Regions from separate parts of the Homo sapiens genome. Here region 1 is linked to region 2. A link is an interaction called in ENCODE POLR2A ChIA-PET data of the cell type or tissue named here. Cell type or tissue: A673. All regions are shown on one strand. Each heading gives the region's core, and the rest is flanking DNA. Links, peaks and the distances in the headings are about the cores only. Region 1 has its middle 41 kb from the start of DLG5-AS1. Region 2 overlaps KCNMA1 (potassium calcium-activated channel subfamily M alpha 1).

What was found. Peaks named below come from ENCODE experiments on the same cell type or tissue, not always from the same donor. Only the 100,000 strongest peaks of a DNase experiment are listed, where the experiment ranks them.
Region 1: POLR2A ChIA-PET joins it to region 2 with 6 read pairs; 2 of 35 experiments call an interaction of 5 or more read pairs at or near these places.

The regions. Positions count from the first base shown.
Region 1 is chr10:77,964,756-77,970,132 of GRCh38, reverse strand. No RefSeq gene overlaps it. Among named protein-coding and RNA genes, the nearest start is that of DLG5-AS1, 41 kb to the right of the region's middle. In A673, for the core only: no CTCF peak of the experiment used is centred there; a DNase peak (open chromatin) is centred at 2,362.
Region 2 is chr10:77,182,361-77,187,737 of GRCh38, reverse strand. It overlaps KCNMA1 (potassium calcium-activated channel subfamily M alpha 1), which reads left to right. Exons shown (of 28, transcript NM_001161352.2): 4 at 2,822-2,915; 5 at 4,206-4,317. Among named protein-coding and RNA genes, the nearest start is that of KCNMA1-AS2, 44 kb to the right of the region's middle. In A673, for the core only: no CTCF peak of the experiment used is centred there; no DNase peak of the experiment used is centred there.

The sequences.
Region 1 (5,377 bases), core at 200-5,199, 780 kb before region 2:
TTTACTCTCCAAGAACTTTCCAGTAAATGCTTCCTGGGGCTTAGGCTAACCAGAAATGATTTTCTATTTCCTGCTAGCCTGGCCCCAACCCTGAGACCTGTATGAAGGTGGATAGTCCACACTCAGAAAAGAGAAGCAGGATGGTAGTCATGGAAGCTGGAATCTGCCAAGGAGTATGGAACAACTCACCAGCCAAATGAACTCGTCCTAAAAATATGGATCTAATTTTTTTAAAAAAGAAAAGGCCAAGTGCAGTGGCTCACACCCATAATCCCAGCATCCCAGCACTTGGGAGGCCGAGGTAGATGGATCACTTGAGGTCAGGAGTTCGAGATCAGCCTGGCCAACATGGTGACACCCCATCTCTACTAAAGATACAAAAATTAGCCAGGCATGGTGGCATGTGCCTGTAGTCCCAGCTACTCGGGAGGCTGAAGCATGAGAATCGCTTGGACCTGGGAGGCAGAGGCTGCGGTGAGCCAAAATTGCGCCAATGCACTCCAGCCTGGGTGACAGAAGAAGACCCTGTTTCAGGGGGAAAAAAAAGAAAAAGAAAGGAAAGGGAAAAAACATGAAGAGAGCCCAGTGTATCCAGACCCGAGTCTCATCACCTTCTCAGGAAGCTTTTTGGGTTGTCCAGGCCTTAAGTAGGCCTGTGCTTCCAAACTTCATTTCTGGGAGGAGTGCCAGTGGGCTGGGGAAGTCGGAGGCTAGAAGAAGCCTGTTCTTGTACCTTGCAGTCTGTTCCACCACCGAGGAACAGGCCTGACCCGAGTGGCCTGCAGTAAAGCTCCGAGTCAGGGAGCATGGTATAATCACCTGACACTGGTGTTACAGGTAAATCACAATCTCTCCCCATAGACAACATGATCTTCCTCATGTACAAGATAAGCTACTTATTCAGTAAGACAGCACTCAGGGAAGTATGAATTTGCAGATCTGGTGATAAATCCACTGGTCTGGCAGAAATGGACCTGGACTGGGATAGCCATGACTCCAGTTCTAGCCACCTTTCTGCCTGCCATTAGCGGCATTGCCTTCGGCAGGCTGCCTCCCTTCTGCATCTGTTTCCCAGTCTATATAGTGGAGATTAAAGTCTCAGCCATGCATTTCTGCTTCCAAGCATCCGTGAGGCATCTAGAAGCTGGAAAGCTTTGTACATCGCTTAGGCAGAACACGCGGAGGGAGCTGGTCACTGCTGATGGAGTCTCAAGTATTGGCTAGCTCCTTCCATACCTCACCCTCTTACCTTTCAGGAATTGTCCTGGGACCTGAAGCTGAGCCCCAAGACGGTGCCTGGGACCCCCCCCCAACCCGGCCCTGGTGTCAGTGTGTGCCACAGCTTACCCTGCTGTTCTCTAGGCCCCTTCCCTAATACTGAAACTACTGTCTAACCTGGGTGGTTTTTTTTTTTTTGCATTTTGGAGGGGGGATGGGGAGAGGGGGGACAGTTTTGTTCTTTTTGCCCAGGCTGGAGTGCAATGGCATGATCTCAGCTCACTGCAACCTCTGCCTCCTGGGTTCAAATGATTCTCCTGCCTCAGCCTCCTAAGTAGCTGAGATTACAGGCACACACCACCATGCCCGGCTAATTTTGGTATTTTTAGTAGAAATGGGGTTTCACCATGTTGGCCAGGCTGGTCTCGAACTCCTGACCTCAGGTGATCCACCCACCTTGGCATCCCAAAATGCTGGAATTACAGGCATGAAGCACTGCGCCCGGCCATGGATGTTTTGTTTTGCTAATTGTCTGCCTCTCGCTGGTCGAATATAAGCTCCATGAGGACAGGGGTTTTGTTTTTTAATTCACTGCTGTATTCCCAATGCTTAGCACACAGTGCCTGGCACATAGTAGCCACTTTAAACACATCGGTCAAATAAATGAATATATGAAGGAGTGGATTCCATCTTAAATTCCCTTTTAGAATTTGACGTCAAGGAGGAGTGAGGGCCTTGGAGCCCAGCAGGCCTGGAGTGGAATCCCTGCTTGGTTACTGCATAGCTCCAAGTTGCCCCCATCCTGATCAGAGTTAAGATGTCCTGCTGGCTGCAGGGTCTCCCTATTTAAGGACTGCACAAGCATAACTGCCTGTTGTCCTCCCACCACTTCACAAAAGGCTCAATTCCAATTTTGCCCAAAGAGGGCCCCTCACAGGGCCAGACCAAGGGCATCGGGCTCTGACCACCATCTCCCACCTCCCCACATTTTCTGCCTTCGGGCCTGGGCCCCAACCCTGGCCCCAAACACAAGAGCCAGAGCCAAACACGTCTAGCATATACCACCACGGGTGATTTATTTAAGGGTCTCCAAATAATCGCTTAAGTGTCACCATGGCAACCTGAAGAGTTGCCATGGAGATTGGAGCAGGAAACGTCCCCATGGAGACCCCTGGGAGACGCTCTAGGAAATCATTACCAGGTGGAGGGGGCTTGGGAAGGGGGAGCTGGACAAATAAGGGAGGCCCACGGTTTGTGTGCTGCCACAAGAAGGGGGGTTGAAGGGGCAAAGTGGGAAAGACCAGCTTAGAAAAGCAGGCAAGTTAATGATCTCCAACTCTAAGGTCCCATGTGATAAATAACTTCCATTATATCCATAGAAGAGATCTGACAGAAAAGACAAGAGTCTGGTGGTAATGGTGGCCCCCAGGACGGGGTTGGAGAAAGAGGTTTCTTTTTCACGTTATACTCCTTTGTACTATTTGACTTTCTTTTATCATAGGCACTTAAATAGTAATTATTCCAAAATTAAATAAGTTATTTACTTACTATATTAAATATTTTATATGCTCAAAACAACCCCATAGGGTAGGTATCATCTCCATTATATGGATGAGGAAACTGCTGTTCAGAAAGGTTCAGAAAGTGGCCCACAAGGCCGGCAGTGGCGGCTCATGCCTGTAATCCCAGCACTTTGGAAGGCCAAGGCGGGAGGATCACTGGAGCCCAGGAGTTCAAGATAAGCCTGAGCAACAGAGTGAGACCCTGTCTCTACAAAAATATTTAAAAATTAGCTGGAGGTGGTGCACACCTATAATCCCGACTACTCAGGAAGCTGAGCTGGGAAGATTACTCGAGCCCAGGAGGTCAAGGCTGCAGTGAACCATAATCTCAACACTGCACTTCAGCCTGGGTGACAGAGTGTGACCCTGTCTCGAAAGAAGAAAGGAAAGAAAGGGAAGAAAAGGAAGGAAGGAAGGGAGGGAGGGAGGGAGGGAGGGAGGGAGGGCACAGTCATGGCGACAGTCTAGAATCAAACCCAGAGCTCCTTGTCCCCTGTGCAAGCATGGATTCTCTGGTCTCAACCCAGCTCTGCCACTAACATGCCAGGCACCATTAATTAAGTAACCCACATCCCTCTGGGCCTCAGTTTCCTCACCTGTCAGATAGTTTAGCAGTTTGGACTGGATGAAGATGAAGGTCTCTCTAGCTTGACATCCTGAGTTCACGAAGGGTTCCTCTCAGCACCATGGAGAATCACAGCTGTAGGTGGGGGGTGGGGAGTAGGGAGTGTGGTGACAGGGAGGAAAGGGGCGTGACAGCACCCCTCAGGGAACTTGAGAAACCTCTGGATTCTCCCTTTGCAGAGAGTATAAGAGAAGCAGGGAAGGTGAGCCACCAGGAAAGTGTGCATCAAAACCACACTGGAGCCAGGCAAGGTGGTTCCCACCTGTTATCCCAGCACTTTGGGAGGCTGAGGCAGGGGGATCACTTGAGCCCAGGAGTTTGAGGTTACAGTGAGCTAAGATTGTGCCACTGCACCACCAGCCTAGGCAACAGAGGGAGACCCTCTTTAAAAAAAAATTTTTTTTTTTTTTGAGACAGATTCTCACTCTGTCACCAGGCTGGAGTGCAGTGGCACGATCTCAGCTCTTTGCAACCTCCGCCTCCCAGGTTCAAGCAATTCTCCTGCCTCGGCCTCCCGGGTAGCTGGGACTACAGGCGTGCGCCACCACACCCAGCTAATTTTTGTATTTTTAGTGAAGACGGGTTTTCATCATATTGGCCAGGATGGTCTCGATCTCTTGACCTCGTGATCCACCTGCCTCGGCCTCCCAAAGCGCTGGGATTAGAGCTGTGAGCCACTGAGCCTGGCCTAAAAATTTTTTTTAAACATTTTTTTCAAATAAAAAAATTCGCTGGGTGTAGTGGTGTGCACCTGTAGTCTCAGCTACTCGGGAGGCTGAAGCAGGAGAATAACTTGAACCCGAGAGGTGGAGGTTGCAGTAAGCCAAGATTGCACTCCAGTCTGGGTGACAGAATAAGACCCTGTCTCAAAAAACAAAAAATAAAAATTTCAGCCTGGACAACATGGTGAAACCCTGTCTCTATTAAAAATTAGCCAGGCGTGGTGGTGCACACCTGTAGTTCCACCTACTTGGGAGGCTGAGGTAGGAGGATCAGTGCCTGGGAGGTCAAGGCTGCAGTGAGCCGAGATCGTGCCACTGCACTCCAACCTGGGCAACAGAGAGCCTGTCTCAAAAAACAGAATAGAAAAAAGAAATTTTTTTTGAAAAACACATGGCTGATGCCGGGCGCGGTGGCTTACACTTGTAATCTCAGTGAGTCAAGATTGCATCATTGCACTCCATCCTGGGTGACAAGAGTGAAATTCTGTCTCAAAAAGAAAACACCCACACACAATGAGATACCTCCTCACGGCCACTGGGATGGCTGGAATAAAAAGATGAACAATTACAAGTATTTGCAAGGATGTGGAGAAATCAGAACCCTCCTACACTGCTGGTAGGAATGTCAAATGGGGCAGCCACTTTGAGACACAGTTTGGCAGTTCCTCAAAAAATTAAACATATGGACACCACATGACCCGGCCATTCCTCTCTTAGCTAGTAGACACCCAAGACAAATGAAAATATACCTCCACACGAAAGCTGGCACGAAAATGTCCATAGCAGCATTATCCGTAGTACCCAAAAATGGAATCTCCCCAAAAGTCTATCAACTGATGAATGGATAAACAAAATGTGATCTGTCCATACAACGAAATATTATTCAATCATAGAAAGGAATGAAGTTCTGATACATGCTACAACATGGATGAACTCTGAAAACATACTATGTGAATGAAGCCAGTCATAGAAGACCACACAGGATCACATAGTAAATGATTCCATTCATATGGAATGTCCAGAATAGGGAAATTGAAAGCAACAGAGAGTAGATTATTGGTTGCCTAGGGTTGGGGGAGAGGAGAAATCAGGGTGAGAGAACAGCTAAGGCAGTGGTCTCCAACCTTTTTGCACCAGGGACTGGTTTCATGGAAGACAATTTTTCCACAGACTGCTGGAGGATGGGAGGTAGTTTCCAGATGATTCAAGTGCATAACAGTTTATTGTGCACTTTATTTATATTATTATTA
Region 2 (5,377 bases), core at 96-5,095:
TAAAAGGGATAGAAAGTACATTGCCCGATCACTCATCCTATATGGGTCTTTTGTCCCAGAGTTTCCTGCTTCTCTGCCTGCCCCCTGCCCCCTCATATTATTGAGGTATGCTCATATTACCTGCCAGCTCCAGCCAGAGGAAAAGCCACCCGCGCCAGCGGCATCATTTACTTCCTTTAGTATTTCAGCTCCAAGTCTAGTACGCAAGGAATGATAATGAAACATGATGAAATCGGTTCTAAATTTTTTGAAAGGATTAGAGAAAAGGAAAAGGTCTTGTATGGCTTCAACATGGTTTCCTGTAAACCAGGGGTGTTGTTAAGGTGCGTTTTTCAACACCCATGTCCTCTAGCTTCAAGCCCTCTCACTGTGGCCATTGAACATAAGCATTATGAGGAGGGATGACAGAAAGGACCAGGAAGGTAAGAAACAGTGGAGAAGTCACTGCAGCCAATTCCTTATGCTCTTCTCAATACCTGTTTCCATTTATGTTGAATCCAAGTATCCTCTGTGGCATTCAGCTCACATCTCTCCCCCAACTATTCCATTTTCTACCACAGCCTAGCAAATACTTTTCCAATTAGCTGTATTTCTAGGTTACCACCAAATTAACCACAGAGGCCACGGGATTAATAGGAGCTAGGGAACTCATGATGGCCCCAAATATGCCACCAGTAACTCCACCAATAACGACTGTGAGGGCAACTGTAAGGTTTTGGCCTTGGTGAAACAATAGTCAGTTTTCCATGATAGTCTTGGAAACCAAGCCCTTTTTTTCTCTCCCCTTGACTGCGTATACATCAATCTTGATGACTGTGAGTTTATAATGCACAGCTATGTGAGTCCCCGCTGGCACAAGTGAGCACCTGAGTACAGTAGTTACCTACAGATCTCCCCATCCTTGCTTGCTTATTCTCTGACACACACACACACACACACACACACACACACACACACACATTTACTCTTTAGTAACGTATCCTGCAGAGATGCATTGTCTCTTCAACCCTGGAGTCTATAGGATTTCTGGTCAACCTAGTTCCTGTACATTTTTCACTGCAACTAGAGTGGCTGGGAACTCTGACACCCATGGACCTTTGGGTCTTGTTTTTGAAACAAAAACAAGCACCCCCATGGCCTGAGAATTGCAGAAGTATCACCGATTCACTGTAGCCTGGATTTTCCTTTTTTCATCGAAATTAGTACCTGTGTAGGAGAGCAGGCCTAGAGCCATGGCAGGCTGTGATATTTGGCTTCCTTGCTTGTGTCTCCTTTCAGCATTGGACTAACCAAATTCCATGCTGTCTTTCTACCCAATTCCCTACCTTAGTGAAAACCTGGCAATTGTCGTTTTTTTTTGTTTTTTGTTTTTTTTTGAACTGTTTTTCAGTGTTGTTTTTTGTTCAGTCCACCTAGTTTGTGAATGCAAATAAAGGTTACTCTTAATGCTTGTCTGGAGATTTTTCCACGTGATTTGGGAGATGATATAGGGCATGTTTGACTTGTAGCAGAGATGAAGAATGGATAAATCCAGTGCATGGAACATGATCGGAGATTCCCACAGACTAACTTACCCTGCCTCTAAGTGGGCCCCGAGTTCCTCTACTGCACAGATTCCTGCCTGTTGAACAGCCAAGCGTTGTCCTTACAGAAGTGCAACTATACTAACTGGTATTGCACACAGTGATTTCCAAAGTGGCACTACTAGGAAATCCTTCATCTTCCATTTCTCAAGCTGGCCCTCTCCTGGAGGGAGGAGGTCTGTCGCTTCCCTTTAGCTAAAGTGTTTTGCTTCTCTTGGTATTCTGTCTCCTTTCCCTCACCTCACTTCACCTTCACGTTCCTGGCCTGGGTGTTACTATTTACCTACTGATCACAGAATACTATGTGAATTTCCATTCACAGCTTTGAGTGTTTATGAGGCTTTCCTACTTCCCACCCAGCCCAAACCTTGGGACTTTCCACACACTGATCCTCTGATCAGTTTGACACAGGAAAGCACACAGAAGTCTTGTACCAGTTTGTATAGTAGTACCCTTTTGAACTGGCGACTCTTGAAGTAGAGTGTGCTAGGGGTTTGCATTGGCTGCTCGACACACACACCAAGTCAATTAGCATGCATGCCAAAAAAAAAAAAAATTAACCCTTAGAGTACTGCTTCAACCTTTTGGTTTAATGGTCTGAATTTGACTGGTCGGACAATGCTTCTTTCCCCAGATCCGAGTCCTGCACAGAAAGTCTGTGCTTAATCTAGCCAGAACCTCACCCAGGATCCTCTCCTCTCTAGCTTTCTTGAGATGCTCCTGGGTCCTGAATTTATTAATCAACTAATGGTTTTTAAAAGGTCCAAAACACAACCACTGTGTTTAATTGAAAACAGGCCCCACTGCCAATGCGTTGGAGGGCATGAGGAACTGTGTTTTAGCTTTAGTATGTGTCCTCTCAAAGAAAGAAAGAAGTTCTTTAAGGGTTAATATGAAATTAAGGAATTTGGAGGCCTCTCCTGCTTGTCCTTCCTCCAGGGTATCTGCATGATCCTCTTTAGATTCTTAGTTCAACTGCTGAATGATGATAAAAAATGATAGTATATAATAATTTCGAAAACAATAAATAAAAGAACAGTAGTTCCTGAATGGTTGAATGGAAAGACCCCTTGGCAATGCTTGCTTGATGATCCCAGGAGGCAGAAAGACCAAATGTTTTCTTTTATGAATATTCATTTCATCGTCTACCCTAAGCACTACCACTTCTCAGCATCGTGGGAGACAGGATGATACTACCTGTCATTTACCTCTTGCTTTTTCTTCTTCCTGTCTAATAGCCCAATAGAATCCTGCCAGAATTTCTACAAAGATTTCACATTACAGATCGACATGGCTTTCAACGTGTTCTTCCTTCTCTACTTCGGCTTGCGGGTAAGTTTGTGCAACATTGTTCAGTATCACAATGGGGTGTTTCAGTCTGGGACCCAGGGATCATCCCCCTCAGCCTCTGCTCTCGCAGTCAAGATATTTCCAGGAGAAACAGCGCACCCGCATTCTGATTTTCAGTCTGAGAGAGAGCCCTCTCCTTAGCTAAGCATTTTCTGGAATTCACATCAGTTTTGTTTCAAGGGGGAGAAATAGGGATTGAAGAAAAATGATGATGTATCCACCGGTGGATTGTTTCTCATCTCTCTATTCACATAATGCCCTGTTCCCTTAAAAATTAAATAGAAATAGGCTGAGTGTGGTGGCTCACGCCTGTAATCCCAGCTTTGGGAGGCTGAGGCGGGTGAATCACCTGAGGTCAGGAGTTCGAGACCAGCCTGACCAACCTGGTGAAATCCCATCTCTACTAAAAATACAAAAGTTAGCCAGGCGTGGCGGCGGGCATCTGTAATCCCAGCTACTCAGGAGGCTGAGACAGGAGAATTGCTTGAACCTGGGAGGCAGAGGTTGCAGTGAGCTGAAATCACGCCACTGCACTCCAGCCTGGGCAACAGAGTAAGACTCCATCTCAAAAAAATAAAACAAAACAAAAGTAAATAGAAATAAACCTCTTCAGCTCTTAAAATTACGTTTAGCAGTGTTCACTTAGCTGAGCCCTGAGAGAGCAGTTGTGAGTATGAATGAAAGGAAGGTGAGGAGAGTAGATGGATGGAATTTTGTGTGTGTGTGTGTGTGTGTGTGTGTGAATGCGTACATATGTGCTTTATTTATAGTTATATTTACATGAATGAGTCTAATACAAGTAAAATCACCCAATCTTCCCTATGAAGCTGTTGGGAACCACAGAAAAATACACTGCCTGATCTTTCTCTTAAGACTAGCATAGCATATAGTTAGTCTATATAGGGCTCTCTATGGGGCACTAGAAAACGTGTGTGTCCAATCATAAAAGCATGTGCTTTGTGTAGATATGAGAAGGACATAATGTCTCCCTCCAGACCTTAAAAATTAAATAGAAATAGGCCGAGTGCAGTGACTCATGCCTGTAATCCCAGCACTTTGGGAGGCTGAGGCGAGTGGATCACCTGATGTCAGGAGCTCGAGACCAGCCTGGCCAACATGGTGAAATCCCATCTTTACTAAAAATACAAAAATTAGCCGGGCGTGGTGGCCCTATGAAAACTCAAAACTTACCCTTTGACAAAAGAGTGTACATTGGATGCCAGCACCATGCTTCTCATGTTTTTTCTCTTTCTTATTTCTTCTTTCCCCCAGTTTATTGCAGCCAACGATAAATTGTGGTTCTGGCTGGAAGTGAACTCTGTAGTGGATTTCTTCACGGTGCCCCCCGTGTTTGTGTCTGTGTACTTAAACAGAAGTTGGCTTGGTAAGTCAGCCTCTCTTTCCTTCTCCTTCCTGGTTCCTGAGTCATGGCTGAAGGACAGAATTTGCAGTGGATGAGGGGGCTGTCTCCCTACAAACAATGTTGTATGTATTAATGTGAACAACGGGCTCTTGGAGTTTTAGAAGTTGATGGTGGCAGCTCTCTTTGGAGCACTAGCCCCAAAGGGTTTGCACAGTTTGCGCTTCAGGCAGTGCAGTTTTATCATTGTCAAAGCCTAGTGGTCATCACTGTCACAGCCAGGGCCTTTATGTTCATGGTTCTGTCACTTTTCATTCAGGAACTTAGAGTCAGGACTGGATTAAGAAGCCCATGGGGGTAAGGCCAACTTTCCGAGTGGCTGGCTCAGGTACCCCAGAGGCCTGCCTGCCAAAGTTAGCTTTGGTCTGCTTCCAAAAAGTGGGTTCTGCATGGTCTATTTATAGGTACAAGGTTCTTTGTAGGGCAGGGAGAGATGAAGCTTCTTGAGTCATCTCTCACCTTACAGGAGACTGAGGTCCCTTTCTGTGTTAAGGGGAGAGTGCTGCTGGGCTGTACTGTACAGGGCACCTCCTGGACCAGGACTAGAACACTTTAGTGGAGAAAGTAACTTGACCAGAGGATAGTCATGGAAGCCCAGGGCTTAGAGAGACAGCTTCAAGTTTCTCATTGCTGCGTTGATTTCATTTTTTCCCTGAATTCAGAGTATTCCTGCTGTCATGGGGTCTACTAGGGAAGAAGGCAGGCCGAAACAGAACCTGGAGGACTATTTGTGGGTTCCTTCTGTCCTTATTTTTAGGATTTTTGGCTTAATTATTTAAAAAGTAATATGCATGCATTGTAATCAATGAAAACAAAGATGTGTGAAGAGAGCATTCATCATCTTTTCCCCTTGCCTCCATCACTGCCTCCTCCTTTAGACACCCACGGTTCCCAGGCCTTCACATGTGCACACATGATAGTGTTTTAGAGATGGTGGTGTTTGTATAAGAAATTGTTTCAAATAATTACATTGCACCACAATTTGGCTTCCTAACTAATCATGATGGACATTCCGTCAGCTCTG